Linked DNA regions of Homo sapiens: region 1 is linked to region 2. A link is an interaction called in ENCODE POLR2A ChIA-PET data of the cell type or tissue named here. Cell type or tissue: Caco-2. All regions are shown on one strand. Links, peaks and the distances in the headings refer to the core of each region. The heading gives the core; the rest is flanking DNA.

Region 1 (8,335 bases), core at 302-8,301, 110 kb before region 2:
CCTGGATCGGTGACCGAGGGAGGAAGCTTTCCCGGCTGCTGGGAACGCGGCCGAGCAGGGCTGCGGGTGGGCAGGGGACCGGCCCGGCCCAGCGCGGGCGGGGTCCACGCGTGGGTCACCGCTTCGGCGACAGCCCTCCCTGCGCTCGGGAGCGTGCGGGTGGCGTCCCCGCCCCTCGCCTGAGGCCTGCGGAAGCCCGCGGAAGCCCAGGAGCCTGGTGCGGGCTTTGGGCAACAGAGGGCAGCGTCCTGCGCACACGCCTCTCGAAGACCCAAGGGGAAGCGCGGACCTGGCGCCCCCTGCGAGCCGCTGGGACGTCTGGGGCCGCAAAGCCCTGGCCGTGACACCCCTCGAAGTTCCACACCCCGCCGCGTGTGATCTCTTCAGCCCCACCAACACTCACAAGCGGGAATATCTGATCCCACCTCGTTCGGCGTGGGGCGGCCTGAGCCACATTTGGAGACACCCGAGTCCCAGGGTGGTCCCAGCCACATCCGCCCTTGAAGCTGAGGCGCGAGTAGGAGGCCTCCCTTAGTGACTGGGGAGTGACGGGAGAATTAAACGCAACGAGGGCAACGGCTTAATGCACACCCTCTGGATCAGGTCTTGCCCACTGCCCCGCAATCCTGAGAGTGGCTTGATGTTGGGGTTTGGGGCCAGGGCTTTCCGGAAAGGAGCCTGCACAGGCCAAGGCCTCCAACCTCCGGGGGCCCAACTGCCTGGGAGCTTGGCTATTTGCCCTGTGTCATGCGAACTCCAGGAAGTCACAGTGCCTGAGGTGGCCAAGATATTCTTTGAGAGATCCTTGATAGGGGTGCAAAAGTTGGCTGGTGTCAGCGGGATGCCAGCGCCTAAGCGGGGATGGGGAGGAGGGCAGAGAAGGGAGGAAACCTGAAGGAAATATGCACTTCGAGACCACCCTGAACACCTGGACCACCCAGGCTGAGGCCTGGAACTGCTGAGCCTCGAGGCCAGCATGGCCAACAGGCCAGACAGTTCGGAAAGGGCAGTGAATCTTCCAGAAGGCCTATCTGGGAGGATATCGCTCTGTCTCTGGGCGGCGGCCCGAAGCCCAGCGGCAGGCAGAACCACCTCCGCGGCAACCCCAGATGCTCCACCAGCTCTCCTGCCTCCAAATAGAGATCACATGCGGGGCTGGAGGAAGAGTGGGGAAGCGGCGCGGTGGACACGCGGGCATGAGTGATTAATTAAAGGGAAACCACATCCGACAAGAAAAGAGTTTTCTGAAAGGAGCCGAGTCCAAGAAGAGCTCCCGACCCTGCAGCTGCAGCCCAGACGGATCCGCCAGCTGCCAGGCCCTCCCCACGCAGCACAGGATGCTCACTGAGGCCTCCTGGCCTGCGGAGGGGACCCGGCTTTCGAAACCCGAGTGTTTTAAATAAAGCCCAAAGTTAAGAGTTTTCCAGTTCGGCCCGGGGCTGGGCAGGGAGGTGGCTGGGATGATCACTGGTCTCCTAAGGGCGGCCGCAGCCACCTGGGCTCTCCTGACTGCAGCACGCGATTGTTAGAGAAAGTGCTCGCCTCGGCGGTCTCCTAAACTCTCCCGGGTTTCTGAGTCTATACAGCAGGAATCCAGGTTAGTAAGTAAAGTAAAGCCAGCTTGAGTTCACCAGACGTGACTGTGATGGAGAGGAAGATTTGAGATCGAAAGTTTCAGACTTAGGCAAAACTCAAACATGCCCATGTTTTTCTCTCCTTCCTGCCACCCCCATGATTTTGGGGAAAACCGATGACAGCAACATTGCCACCAAATAGAGAAAGAATGCTATTTAGTGAACATCTATTTATTTTCATTTGACTTCTGATGACCAGTGTTGTTAAAATACTCTCAGCCTGTCAAAGATTAACATACAAAATAGAGTGTATAATTGTAGGTGGATTTTTTGTTTGTTTGGGGTTTGTTTTGTTTTTTAAATTGTAAACTCCTACTAGTTTTCTTCACCAGAGAATAGTTGGGAATATTCTAAATGAGGAAAGGTATTGTGTTTCTCTGCTGTATAAGGATGACCTATTCCACCTCCCTCCTTTGAGTATAAAATTCAAGAAATCATAAAATGTGGATTTTTGAAGTAGTGAACTGTTTCTTTGTGCAGAAATGGGTGATGGTATCTGAATATGTGTCCTGCATCACACTTCTCAAATTAGGTCTGAGGTTTAGAGGTAATCAATGCTTTATTTATTTGTCCTAGAAGACAGGAGGTGGGAAGGAGAATATTCTGATGACAGCAAGAGAGACCTTCCTGCTCCTTTCCCATGATTCTGCAATCCTCCCTCTTCTCTCTCCAGCTGCTTAATCAGCCTGCCCTAAAGAGAGGGCTTTGGTTTGGGGTTTTGGTTTTGTTTTGTTTTTGAGATTTAGTACTGCATATATTTCAGCACGCTACATGGAGTTCAACAACACGTAAAAGCCATGAAATTTGACATTCGTTTCAGAGCCTTGGCTAAGAGATGAAATTATTATACCAAGAAAAAAATGATACTTAGGAAAGTGAGAACTTCCATCGAATCCATACCTCACCAGCATTATGACATTTTTGCTTAAGCTGCTGTGTGGGCCTGTTTCCTTGATGGGCTCAAAATAGGCGAGACAAACCAAAAAAGGAGGTGTGAAAATGACGCAAGAAGTCTGATTCCGTGCCCCGCAAAAGTCAGTTTGGCTCCCGAAGTTACTCCATGGTTACGCCTGCAGGCCGCACCCCAAACAGACTGGTAACCCCAGAGTACATTGCAGGAGTCCTGCACCTGCGGCAAGGCCGGCGTTTGGCGGACGCCGAAGTTGCAGGCCTGAGATTAGACAATTGAGAAGGGGGCTGGGGCGGGGGCAACCCTTTAAAACTGAGAACCCACAATTCGGAATCCAGGATTACTAGCGCCCCTCGCAGGGCTTCGGAAGGGGCAGTGCAAGCGAGGAACCCAGAAACTCAGGCTCCGTGAGTTTCAGGGCACATTTGTTTGGGGGTTTTAAAATACGTCTCTTTTGCCCCACATGTCCCTGCTAGCGCAGCCCCCTAACTGCTCTGGCCGACCGTGGACGCCAGCTAGTTCTAGAGGCGTGGAGTCTGGAAGCAGCGCTTGGGTAAGGAGAAGCACTCGGAGAATATCCTCGAGGAGTTTAGGGCTTTTTGAGAAGCTCCCCCTCAAAGGTCTGATGGGGAGTCCCGGGCGTGAGCCCCTCCAGCTGGGAGGCCTGGAGCCGCGGAGGGTCCTCCTCCCTCTCCAGCCTCCGCGCTCCAGCCCCGCGGCCCGGAGCATTGGGCCCACCTAGCCCCAGGACTACGTGGCCGGCCCAGCGCTGTAATTGCTCTGTTCCTTCACGAGGCCCAGAGAGAGGGGCGCAACTCCCTGATCGTCAGATCGCCCTTCCCCGCCAGCAAAGCGACCGCGGGCCTGTTCCCGCCTCTACCCCTGAGGCGCTGGGCGCAGCGGTCCTGCTTTCCCAGACCAGGGCGCGCGTCTCTGGGTTCATGCCTCAGAGGTGGCCCCGGGGTTGGGGAAGAGGGCAGTAAATAGAATCTGATCGGCCTTGGGAATCCCCCTGTCCCGCCTACCCAGGCTTGGCAAACAGGCCGCGCAAACCCTCCTGAGAACCGGACAGTCTGGGGCGAGGGCTAGCAGTAGCCTGTCCAAACCAAAGAGAATGAGTTCGAGTTTTAAAGCAAATCTCAGGCTTCACTGTTTAGCTTGATGGACTCAGCTTCTCCTTTTAGGGAGCAAATTAAAGTTCAGATGGAAAAAGCTAAAAGATGTTGCCCACCCTCGGGTCTCCCTCTTTGTCCAAAGATATGCACATCCCCCTCACCTCCCCTTCCATCTTTCACAACTGCCTGAACTACTACAGCAATGAAACATGTGTTTTGTGGAAAATGTTACAATAAGTGACAATGAAAGCTATAATAAAAAAGAAGTAAAGATCTTTATACCAGTGTTGCTGTGCACAATGTGTGTATGCATATACATGTCTCTATGCATGTGTATCTATTTATATGTTTATAGATAGATATTTGTTGGTTTGCTTGAGTGTATACTGTAGGTTTAAATTTGCATTCTAAAACTGCAAAAATACAGTTTTATGTCACAACCACAAATGCCAAGCTTGGTCACACATGATCTTTTAAAGGCCAACTAAAATGCTATTTTCTTTTCATTTTTATTTAGAACCTCCAAAACAGGAGCAAGCTTTACTTTTAAAATGAAACCACTCTACATGTGAAAGATGACATGCATAAATGGTATTTACAATGGAATGTTTAAAATTCATTTCTTTCTGTAATGTAACCTGACTTCTGAGCAAAGGGATTTCGCTTCTTGGTGGGGCCTCTAGGCAGAGCCAGTTCTTGGCACCAATAGCATTGCCTGATGCTGTAAAACACTAAATCTGGACAGATTTACACAGAACAGAAGCTTTCATTTCACCCTTCAAATTCCAGCCAAACAGGATTGGGGACTTTTCTATGTTCCAGACTCCCTGAATGTTTTTCCAGGTTGTGTGGTTGAGTTCCAGCCTACAGCAGCTCAACCAGAATCACCACATTATTAGGCACAGAAATGAGATCTATGTCCTCATATTTTTTATTGTGTCCACATTGTGAAACAAAGGCATTTTAAAGATGCAGCTACTGGGACATTAATGAGACAATGCATGTCTATGTGATGAAATAGCAATTTGGAGATGGGTTTTACATGTCAGAAAGAAATATTGTTTTATTTGTAGTCCTTTACTTGCAACTGTCTTCACAGTTGTTTATTTTTTCTAAATAATATTTTTATGAAGACAAAAATTAATCAAGAAGCCATTCAAGATCATTTTTCCAGACACCACATGAATGAAGCTAACTTCTTTCCATTAGGACAGGCATAGATTTTCCTCTAACTTTAAAATAAATGACTGCTATTTACACTGGTAGAGAGACCACTCCGAAAGCTGTTTTCCTCTACTGTTAATGAAAAGTATACTATATTTCCCCCAAATGAAACTTAGAATTATTTAACTGGACTGCCAGGTGTATCACTATTAATAGTGTTTAAGTACATTTTGGGAGAGGTGGAAGGGCTCCTCTGCTACACCCTAGATGTACTCGATACATAGAGTTATACTCTCAAGATGCTTATAACTTACCACAAATACAATTCAGGACATACGTTGTGAGACAAAAAGCAAAGGCATTTGCATGATCAGAGTTAGGACAGAGAATGGACTAAAAACATATCTCCTTGGTGCTAAATTCATTCATAGCTGGTAAGATAATTAAGGACATTTTTTTCCACATAAATTTAGTCACATATGTTTGAAGCTTTGTGCAACTGTGGCATGTACCGATACTTCTGCAGAAACCCCTCTAAAGCACCCAAGGAGCCTGAAATATTAAGGTAGCCCCCACATCTCCCTTCTTTTACAGGACATGCTTGTGAAGAATAGCGGAAAATACAACGTACTGAGTTAGACAAATATTTAACTTGTTCCACGTCCAAGGTAAATCAGATTTCAGGCCAACATATGGGCTCCAGTTCAGGGCCCGAGGCCCAGGCCTCAGGTTAGGCCTGGGAGTAAATGATGTGTATGGTCATTGTCAGAGACTCTGGCTGGGCCAGGCAGACTTGGGTCACCCACCTTCCCACGGACCATGGAGGGACTGAGCTTTGCCTTACGCAAGAACCCATCACAGTGTAGAGCTCTCTGAGGTAGGCCCTGCATGGCTGGTCTAGAATCCGAAGTTAACCTCTTACTTGTCTGAGTTCCTTTAGGGCAGGCACTATTATTTATTAGCTTGAGGTTCCTTACATTCAGCACTATGTCTGGTACATGGTAAGCACTTGATATGTCTGATAAATCACATCAATCATTTAGGTTGCTGGTGAAGAAGACCACTTAGTTAGGGTCTTTGGATCTTCAGATGGCTTCAGACCATCTAGATGTGTTCTGTACTACAGTGGCCTCTAGCCACAGGTGGCAATTGATGCTTGAAATGTATCTAGTCCAAATTGATGCAGGCCGTAAGTGTAAAATACATTCTGGACTTTGTAGGTTGTCTTAGTAAGTCTAGGCTGCTATAACAAATTACCACAGACTGGGTTGCTTCAGCAACATTGATTTCTCACAGTTCTGGAAGCTGAAAGTTCAAGATTAGGGTGCCAGAATGGTTGGGTTCTTGTTGAGGACCCTCTTCCTGTTTACATCCCCACATGGCCTTTCCCTGGTGCTTGCAAGAGGGGTGGTGTGGGGGTGGGCTCAAGGAGGGAGAGATATATCATGTCTCTTCCTTTTCTTGTAAGGGCATTAATCCTATTATGGGAACTCCATCCTTCTGACTTCATCTAAACCTAGTTACCATCCAAAGGTTTCACTTTCTAATATCATGACATTGGGGATTAGGGCTTCAACATAGTAATTTTGGGGGCAGTGCAAGCATTCAGTCCACAGCAAGGAGATTATAAAATCGGAATGCAAAAGTCTCATTAATAATTTTATATTAGTTATATATTGAATGATACTTTGGGTATATTGGGTTAGATAAAATATGTTTGTGGAAGCCAACAAAAAATAAACAATGGGGGAAAGGACACACTATTCAATAAATAATGGCTGGGAGTATGCTGAAGAATGAAACTGGACCCCTATCTCTCACCATATACAAAAATTAACTGAAGATAAATTAGAGACTTAAATGTAAGACATCAAACTATAAAAATCCTATTAAAAACCTGGAAAAACTCTTCTGGACATTGGCTTAGGCAAATATTTTATTGGTAAGACCTCAAAAGCAAATGCAACAGAAACAAAAATAGACAAATGGGACTAAATTAAACTAAACAGCTTCTGCACAGCAAAAGAATCAATCAACAGACAACCTATAGAATGGGAGAATGTATTTCCAAATTATGCATCTAACAAAGGATGAATATCTAGAATCTATAAGGAACTAAAATGAATCAACAAGAAAAAAATAACCCTATTACAAAATAAGCAAAGGACATGAAAAGACACTTTTCAAAAGAAGACATACAAGCAGCCAGCAAACATATGAAAAAATACTCAACATCATTAATCATCAGAGAAATACAAATTAAAACCACAGTGAAATACCACCTCATATCAGTCAGAATGACTATTATTAAAAAATCAAAAACTAACAGATGTTGGCTGGCAAGGCTGCAGAGAAAAGTGAACACTTATACACTGTTGGTGGGCATGTAAATCAATAAAACCTCTATGGAAAATAGTGTGGAGACTTCTCAAAGAACTAAAAGTAGAGCTACCATTCAACCCAGCAATCTTATTACTGTGTATCTACCCAAAGGAAAAGAAATTGTTATACGAAAGTGACACCTGCACTTGTATGTTATTGCAGCATTATTCACGAGAGCAAAGTCATGGAATCAACCTAAGTGTCTACCAACAGTTGACCGGATAAAGAAAATGTGGTACTTAAACACCACAGAATACCATGCAGCCATAAAAAACAATGAAATCATGTTCTTCACAGCAACATGGAGGGAGTTGGAGACAATTATCCTAAGTGAAACAACTCAGAATCAGAAAATCAAATACCACATGTTCTCATTCATAAGTGGAAGTTAAGCAATGAGTATGCATGGATCTAAAAATGGAAGTAATAGACACTGGGGACTCTAAAGGTGTGGGGGGATGAAGGCTGAAGAACTACCTATTGGGTAGTTTACTATTTTGGTGATGGTTCACTAGAAGCCAAAACACTTCAGCATTATGCAATATACCCATGTAACAAGCTTGCACATGTATCACCTCTGTCTAAAATTTTGTTAAATGTATATAAATAGACATTAATGTATGTACACACATATTTGTGGTAGGTAGCCTCTAAGATGGCCCCTGCTGAGCTCAGCCTCCCAGTAGTCATGCCCATATGTAATTCCCTCCCCTAGGCTCTAGGCTAGGCTTAGTATTTCAATACTAACAAATGACTATGACAGAAGTGATGGGCTGCAGCTTCCAAGCTGAGATTACAAAAAGACTGCGGCTTCTATCTTGGGTGCTCCCTCTCTCACTCATTAGCTTGCGCCACCTCTATCTCTCTTTCTATCTCAAAGCCATCGTGCATTGCTGACCCAACACAATGGTAAAATATTAAATGTGTGTTTTAAGCTACAATTTTGGGACAATTTGTTATGCACAATAAATAATAAATTCACTATTACAAAAATTAATTTCACCAGTTTCTTTACACTTTTTAAGATATGGCTACTGGAACATTTTGATTACATGTGTGGCTCCCATTATATTTCTACTGGACAGCACTGGTCTGTCTCTGTGACTCAGATGGGACAACACTGATCCAGA
Region 2 (8,335 bases), core at 142-8,141:
TTTCATAGCCAGGGTGCCCGACCTCTGTAAATCCCCGCCATAACTAACAGCCCTGATTACTGTCGAAATGAACAATGCCAACACTCACGACCCCTTGCTTTGTGGTTCTTTGCTACATCTCTCCAGCAGTTCAGAAAAGGTTGGAGGCAGCAGGGGACAGGAGACTGAGAAAAACAGTCATTTGTCAGTTGAGGAAACTGAGGTCCAGGCTGACAGAGGTAAAGTAACCTCTGCAGCTGGTTGACATGCAGAGAAGGCCTGAGCCAGATGCAGATGCGCTGACCATTCAGTGTTTCTCCCGCAGCACACCTGTCACTCAGAGAACACACCATGCTGTGAACCCAGAAAACGCCCTCATGGCCTTGTGATGCCAAGCACGTTTAGATTATTATAACAATACAGGCACTGTGTCCCAAGGACATTGCAGTAATCTATGTTTGGGGTGGAGATATCCTTCCTGGTCCAAGTGTCAAGGTATACCACCTTCTGGAAGGGCACCAAAGCATGTCCAGCGAATGGGCAGATACCCAAGAGTGGATTGTACAACAGCAGGCACTGGCTTTCTAAGAACTCAGGCCCTCATTATAGGATTTGTCCCCTCTGACACAGGCCTGTGAACAACTCTTCATTGTGCAAAAGGGTTTCCTTGTCCTTTCCCTACTCATTCTTCCCTTCCCCCTTATTTGAAACTGAATCTCTGGCCATGTCATGTGCAGGCCTGCAAGGGGCCTGTTGATACAGCTGCCCCTCTGGTGCCACATGACTGCAGGCTCACCACCCATGACAGACTTGAATATCCTGGCACCAAGGACAATCAGATTAGCCTCCACTTGGTATATCTGCTGTTCTCACTGTTTGTGTCTATGAGAGCCTGTTTGACTAAATTAAACTCCTTGGAAATTGATCATCGATTATGTATGAAAGACATACCCACCAGCCTTTGAGGTACTTATCTTTGTAGCCCACCTAGCCTTAGGAGAGAAGCTGCGTGGCCTGGTCACTATCTAGTGGTCTTCCCTGGCCTGTGTGGTAGTGAAAAAGATAAAAGCCAGACCGAATCCTTAGAAAAACAGCATCAGAACAAGATTAAAAACCTCGAATTCAGTGACTGTAGAAGCATAAAGCAGAGGCATGTGTTCATGTATTTAGCCAGCACAGATTTACCAACTACCAATAAAACACGGAACTTGTATTTTATTGAGGAGAAAGGCAATAAAATATGTAAGTTATACAGAGAATTAGAAAGTGATTGAGTGCCAGGGAGAACAATAAATCACAGATGGGGACTGGGGAGCACCCCATTTTAAATAGGGGAGTTAAGGAAGGCATCTCTGAGAAGGTGAGATTGCAGCAAAAACTTGAAGGGAATGAGGAAGCAAGTGTATCAATGATCTATTATTGCATAACAACTTACCCCAAAACTTTGAAGTTTGAAACAGCAAAAATGTATTCTCAGGGTTTCTGATCAGGGTCAGAAACTGCAAGTGGCTTAGCTGGGTACTTCTGGCTGAGCCTCTCAGAGGCTGCAGTCTAGCAGTTGGCCAGGGCTGTGGTCATCTGAAGGCTGGACTGGGGCTGGAGGATCTGCTGCCAAGGTGGCACATTCACAGGGCTATTGGCAGGAGGCCTCAGTTCCTCACTATGTGGATTTCTCCACCCAGCCTCCCCTCACGTGAGTGATCCAAGGGAGAGCAAACAAAGGGGAAGCTGTGGTGCCTTTTCTGACGAGGCTCTGCACTTCCATACCATCACTTCTCTTTATTCTGGTCCTTAGAATTGAGTCACAAAGTCAAGGGGAATGGGATTAGGTGCCACCTCTTGTAGGGAAGAGTAAGAATTTGTAAGCATAGTTCGTGATTTTTTGTGGGAAGTAGGGAAGAGTGCTTCAGGCAGAAGTAACCACAGGTGCAAAGGCCCTGAGGTAGGAACACACATATTAGCATATTCAAAGGAGAGCAAGAGGCCAGGGTGGCTGCAGTTGGTGAGCAAGGGGGAGAGTAGGAGAGGAGGTCAGAGAGGAAAGGCATGTGCAGGGCCAAGGGCACCAGGTTGTGCAGGGCCTTTAAGTAGGTGGGAAGCCTTTGAATGGTTTTTGAGCTGATGTGATGAGCTTTGACAGTGATGTGATCTGATTTCTTTTAAAAAAGAAATTGGTGGCTGTTGCAGTAAGAATAGCCCAAGGAGGAGCCAGGATGGATGGGAAGAGGCCAGTTAGGAGGCTGTGGTAACAACCCAGGAGTTATGTCTGTAGCTTGTGTATGAAGGTGATGAAAGGGATGAGACTTTGGATATATCTTGAAGATAGAGTCAATGGGATTTTCCATGAACCACATGTGGGTTTTGATTCCAAGGTTTTGGATCTGAGCAAGTGGAAGAATGGTTCTGGCATGAGCAAGATGGGGAATCCTAAGAGTGGGACAAGTTTGAGAGGAGGAGCTTCAGAGTCCATTTGGGGACATGTTAATTTTGTCCATTAGACATCCGAGTAGAGAAGCTGAGTAGGCAATTGAATATGGAGGCTTGGAGTTCAGGAATTCGGAAGGAATACTTTCCTGTGGTCTGTGAGTGACATTACAAAATTGAGGAGGCTGGGCTCCCTCTCTGGAAGAGTAACAATTAGTCCTTTGGAGGGTTCTAAACACACAAAGCAAGGGAGGGGCTGGTGCCAACCAAGTGCAGTTTTCAGATGTTTCTGGGGTGCAGAGCACAGCTAGTGCGGCTGGGAGGCATGAGTTTCACCCAGAGCAGGGGGCTTCTGCTGCTCTGTTCCCAAAACAGTGCCCTAAGGAACACATATCTTTCACTTCAACAAGACAGGCCACGTATTTCTTCCCAGGGCACTGCCAACCCTGAGAAGAAACTCAGGGCAAGTGGATTGACCTGCAGAATTCAGTGGCACCATTTTTCAGAATTCATAAGATGGCAGAAAGACAATCAGCTAATCAAGTCTGCCAACTTCTAGGTCTCTTTTCTCTTTTGGTCTCTTTCTAATTCTGCCCCAAATTAATCTTAGCACCCAGAAGCACACATTTCCCTGCTTCCAATTTCTGATGTTTTCTGAGCCCCAGCTGGGCTTGGTTTATAGGAATTTATTCTTGAGCGCTCAGTCTTGGGTCCATGTTTCAACACATATTTCCAGGACTCCCAATGACTCCTCTGAACCAACCTGGGCCCCATCCAGCTGTATAACCCTGAAAAGGGTGTACCAAAGTCCCTGGGATATTTTCCTCCTCCCTAACCCCCAGGTCGGACTTAGACCCAGGGGCTTCAGAGACATATCAGGAGTGCAAGTAGAGGCTGACTAATTTGGAAAGCTTGAATTAAGGGTTTAGACTGGCTCCCTTAGCTGATCCTAGTGCAAAGGCTAATCTTTTGCAGAGTCATTTTATGGCGTGAGATGGTGCTGTTGATTTTGCACAGTTAATAACAGCTCAGCCTGAGTGCTGCTAGCCTTAGCCAAGGGTGTAGAATGCAAGCAGTTGTTTCAGCGAAAGTAAGAATTTGCTGGGAGCACACTTGGCTTTTCTGAAGAGGCCTCTGCACTGCCAAGGGAGAAAGACCCCCCCTCAACAGTGGCCACAGCATCTGGTCTGTGGCTAGAGGAGACCAACGTGTTGATATTAAGAGTTCTTTGGAAAAGTACTGTCTCTTCACTCATTCACTGCTGACTGGATCCCAAAGAATGCACTGTCTCCCCAGCATGCAGAAAGGGGATGAATCAAACTGAGTTTAGATCCTGGCTTTGTCACTTACCAGCTGTGTGACCTGGGGCAAGTAAACATCTTTTCTGTATCTTAGTGTTCTCATCTGTAATGTGAGAATAACCAGACCTACCTCGAAGGATGTCTTGCTTGAAGAGTAAATATCTGGCACATGGAGAGTGATCAATAAATGGATTTCTCCTTAACTACTACTCGTCTAGCTACACTCATCTCATCTTCCACCTGTGGCTCAGGAAGCTTGAGCTGATGAATCCATGGAGACTGTAAAGAAATAGCAGGGGAGGTCGATCAGGGTGCTCACTGAGAGCAAACTGTGGCTCTGTTGATTTCTGATGCCCAGTTGGCAATGGTTGGAGTTCCCAGCCTGCCAGCTCAGCTGTTTCTCCCTATAGCGCATCTCTCAGTTATTTCTAGGAGTTCTTAAAGGTGTGCATCGCATCATCTCAAAAACCAGCCCGTCCAACTTGTGTTATCTGCCCTGTTGATCTACCTTTGTTTTCCCAAGGTCTGCAGCCTCCAAAGCTTCTGAAATGGGACTTGCTGCTGCTGGTATCTTTAGAGGGGCATGTGGTATCCTGCCAAGGGTGATTCCTTAGCCTGTCAGTGGCCCAGGGCTCAGGATTCTACCTGCCTCACATCTCCTGGATCCATCTGCATGTCTTGGCCCAATCTCCATATCCTCGGTTCTGGCCCCTCCACTACCTGGTTGCCACTGATGATTCCAAGGATTCAGATCAGCTCACAGTGCTCCAAAAATATAGCAAAGTGAAACAAATGTGCAAATAAATGATAAAAACAAAAGAAGAAAAAGAAAGAAAAGACTTATTGTATATCCTACCTCCTTCAAACAGCTTGCTGTGATGTGCATGGTGGTGTGGGAACCTTCTGATGTCATACATACAGGTAACTTACCTAGTTTTGGATCAGGCATGGAAACTTGTCTGAGACACTTGGAGATGACTCCCAAAATGGTCTGACCCAGAAATCCAGAAAGGGGCCATCTGACTGTCCCAGGGTGCTGTACATGGGGAACATGCCACCTGGCTGGGGATCCAGGGAGCAAGGGTCTTCCTGGGTGTGGCAGGTCATCTCCTCACAGTAACACACGAACACTTGACTTCTCCCACAAAAACTTCTGGCCTAAAAAATTAATCAATACTTATCTAAACACCTGAGAGCCGAGAGTCTTTGATAAATTAAAAGGCAGTTTGGCAGTAAGCCACCTCCTGAATGCCCCAGATTTTCATAAAAGGCCCTTTGTGGAAGCCACAGAATGCAGGTAAAGCTAGGATTTGAGGCGGTGCTGATTGAGAGAAGATAAAGAGAAAACTACTTTTTAGGGTTTTTTCTTTTTAACTTACCTCATGGGGTGTTTAAAGAATTGAATGAGTACAGAAAACAAGACTTGCTGTAATTTTGGTTGGATGTGATTCCAGGGGAAATATTTTTTCTTAAATGAAAATATAATAGCTAACCCCTACATAAAGCTTACTATGTGTTTTTAGGGGTTTACAAATGTATTCACTCCTTTGTGTTTCATAAGAACCCTGTGAAGTGAGTACTGCTGCTGCCCCACTGGACAGGTGCACAGGGAGGCTGGGCACTTGCTCCCTCACCTTGCCAGCCAGGGGCATTGCCGGATGGGAAGCGCCAGTTCTCTCTCCTCTCCAGCGGGTGTCTGTGTGCTCTGCCACAGCACCCATTCATTCTTTGCAGTTCCAGTTAAATGCCATTTCCCCAGTGAAGATGGGCCCTGGCTCCCCGTTCCCCCTTGTTATTTTCATACCTGGCGTTCTGGTGTTTTTCATTCAGGACACTTACCACAGCCATAGTTGTTTACTATTCCTTTCAGACCACTTCTTCCCCACCCTTTGCTGCTTATACTATGTGTCACCCTCTCCCCTTCCTGTCACTCTCATCATTGGCTTCCGTCTCTACCACTTCAAATCCTCCCTTAATCCTACATGCTTCCAACCTCCATGTGGTTGAGTGCTAGAGTTTGGGTGTTTTTATCCCCTCAAATCTCATGTTGAAATTTGATCCCCGGTGTTGGAGGTGGGGCCTAATGGGAAGTGTTTGGGTCGTGAGGGTGGATCCTTCATGATTAGATTAATGCTCCCCGGGGAAGATTAATAGTTCTAGCTCTATTAGTTTCCAAGAAAGCTGGTTGTTAACAAAAAGCCTGGAGGCCACATGGTGATCTGTACATACCAGGTTTCCTTCGCCTTCTGTCTTGATTGGAAACAGCCTGAAGCCCTCACCAGAAGCCAGAGGCAGATGCTGGTGCCATGCTTCTTGTACAGTCTGCAGAACTGTGAGCCAAATAAACCTCTTTTCTTTATAAATTACCCAGCCTCGGGTATTCCTTTATAGTAACACAAACACACTAAGACAATACCAATTCAGAATTCAGGCCTTCTCATCAACAAATCTTTCCTCTTCCAACCACCTCAGCCAACACCTCCTACCAGCTCACCCTGGACCAGGGACTACCTGAAACAGCCCCTTCTGCAAAAACAGGAATTGGAGCATCTCTTTCCATCTTGCTTTTCCAGCCATTCCTGCTACAACTGTCCTTCACTCTAACTAGACCCTTCACTTGTTCCAATTAACTATTTTTTCTTTACTTCTTTCTTGTGTAGTTTAGATTCTATGCTCTATCAATTCAGTAGCAGTCTCTCTGATAGACTTAAATTTCAAAGCCTGTGTCTTTGCATCATGCCATCTGGTAATGTTGCCATTACCTACTTTTCTGAGCCTGTCCTCAGTAGCTAAGTGCTACTGGTGAACGACCCAACTCTAAAATTGACTGCTATCTGTGTAAATCAATGTTCACTAAACTGAAGTGGGCCCTCAACAATGCCTGGCTACCCAACCCCATTTTGTTCCTAGGCTCACTTTCTGCATAACTGTTTTCAGCAGGTAGTCCCAAAGTCCAGTGAGCCTTTTTCCCTGCTCAGGTGACAGACACCCTTGATGGTTCTGATCCTTGCCTGGCCAGCATGGTTCTTCAGGGAAGACAACAAGCAAGGGTAAAGCAAGGGTAAATCCTTGGCCAAGCACACTCCCCCTATAGTGCCCCTGGCTTGGAGTCCCAGTGTTATAGCTCTTTAGTTTGCTCTTCAGTGCTTGATACCTGAAGCATACTTGCTTCCAGCCCAGGTCAGGGAGCTTCAAGTCTGTGCCAAAGCTGTGCCAAAGCTGAATCTCCCTTCATGGTGACTTTTCCCTGATATTGGACCCAGGTCAGTGTTCTAAGCTCACTTCACTTCTGATGAGTTCTTCCTTCAGGGCCCTAGATATTTCTTGCTAGAGACCTAAGTCTGAATTATCTCCATCCATCAGCATGGCTTAAAATAAGGATTGGTGAACTTATTCTGTAATAGGCTAGATAGCAAATATTTTAGGCCCTATAGGTCATTTGAGTTATTTGGTCTCTGTTGCAACTACTCACCTCTACCATCACAGCTAGAAAGCAGCCATAAACATAGACAATATAAACAAATGAGCATGGCTATGATTCAATACAACTTTACTTATGAACACCAATATTTGAATTTCATAGAATTTTCACGTCACAAAATATTCTTCTTTTAATTTTTTTCAGCCATTGAAAGTATAAGTTCTCCTATTCAAGTAGGTGTAGTTAGAAATAAACAAAATAAAGTCATTCTTAGTTCACTGGTCTTACAAAAACAGGAGGCAGCCAGATTTGGCCCTTGGGCTATAGCTTGCTCACTTCTGCAATACTAATTTGTTGAACTTAAAAAGAAATAGGGGGTAAATCTGGCAAGATGGTGGAGTAGAAAATACCAGGAATCTATCTCCCCACTTAGACAATGATTTGCTGGCAGAATCTGTTTGATGTAACTGTTTTATAACTCTGAAATCTATTGCAGGCTTAAAAACTTCCAGTGGAAGGTTGGGCAGTAAATTGCAGTTACTGTCAATCAGTTTTAGCTCTTAGCAGAGTAGTAACCATATCACCCATCCTTCACCTCCAGCCCATACACATTGTGGGAGTCTTAAAAGGAGAAGAGAGAAAAGCTAGAACTGTTGTAATGGTAGTTCGTACCTTCACTTTTTGTATTCTGCATGATTTAAGAGATTAATATATTAAAAAAATATTTGTTTAAAAGCTAGTATTATTGTAACTTTGGTTTGTAAATCCACATTTTATTTACTACATAATTGAAGAGATCAATGCATTTAAAAGATTTATTAGTTTATGCTTTTGTCACACAATGTGTGAATATGCAGTCTGTGACAACAACAACTGAAAGGGGTGGAGATAAAGCCATAAAGGAGCAGAGTCTTTGTGTGTTATTGAGGTTAAGCTTTTCTAAATTCAAATTAGTGTTATAACTTTAGGATGTTACATGTAATCCCCTTTACATTTAACTGCAAAGAGATAGGTATAGAATATACACAAAAGGAAATGAGAAAAGAATTTAAACAGCACTATGTTTTTAAAAAAAAAATCAATTAAACACAAAAGAGCAATGCAGGAAATAAGGGACAAAAAAAGCTGTAAGTCATATAAAAAAATGGCAGAATGACAGAAGTACGTCCCTTCTTATTAGTAATAACTTTAAATGTAAATGGATGAAACT

What was found. Peaks named below come from ENCODE experiments on the same cell type or tissue, not always from the same donor. Only the 100,000 strongest peaks of a DNase experiment are listed, where the experiment ranks them.
Region 1: POLR2A ChIA-PET joins it to region 2 with 11 read pairs; 5 of 35 experiments call an interaction of 5 or more read pairs at or near these places.

What each region holds. Positions count from the first base shown.
Region 1 is chr5:73,225,516-73,233,850 of GRCh38, reverse strand. All of the region lies in intron 1 of LOC124901002 (a long non-coding RNA gene), which reads right to left. Among named protein-coding and RNA genes, the nearest start is that of TMEM174, 56 kb to the right of the region's middle. RefSeq lists enhancers at 15-963, 3,220-3,845. In Caco-2, for the core only: no CTCF peak of the experiment used is centred there; a DNase peak (open chromatin) is centred at 3,440.
Region 2 is chr5:73,110,877-73,119,211 of GRCh38, reverse strand. It overlaps LOC124901001, which reads left to right. Exons shown (of 2, transcript XM_047417978.1): 1 at 1-4,625; 2 at 5,937-6,067. Among named protein-coding and RNA genes, the nearest start is that of TMEM171, 5.5 kb to the left of the region's middle. In Caco-2, for the core only: no CTCF peak of the experiment used is centred there; a DNase peak (open chromatin) is centred at 3,291.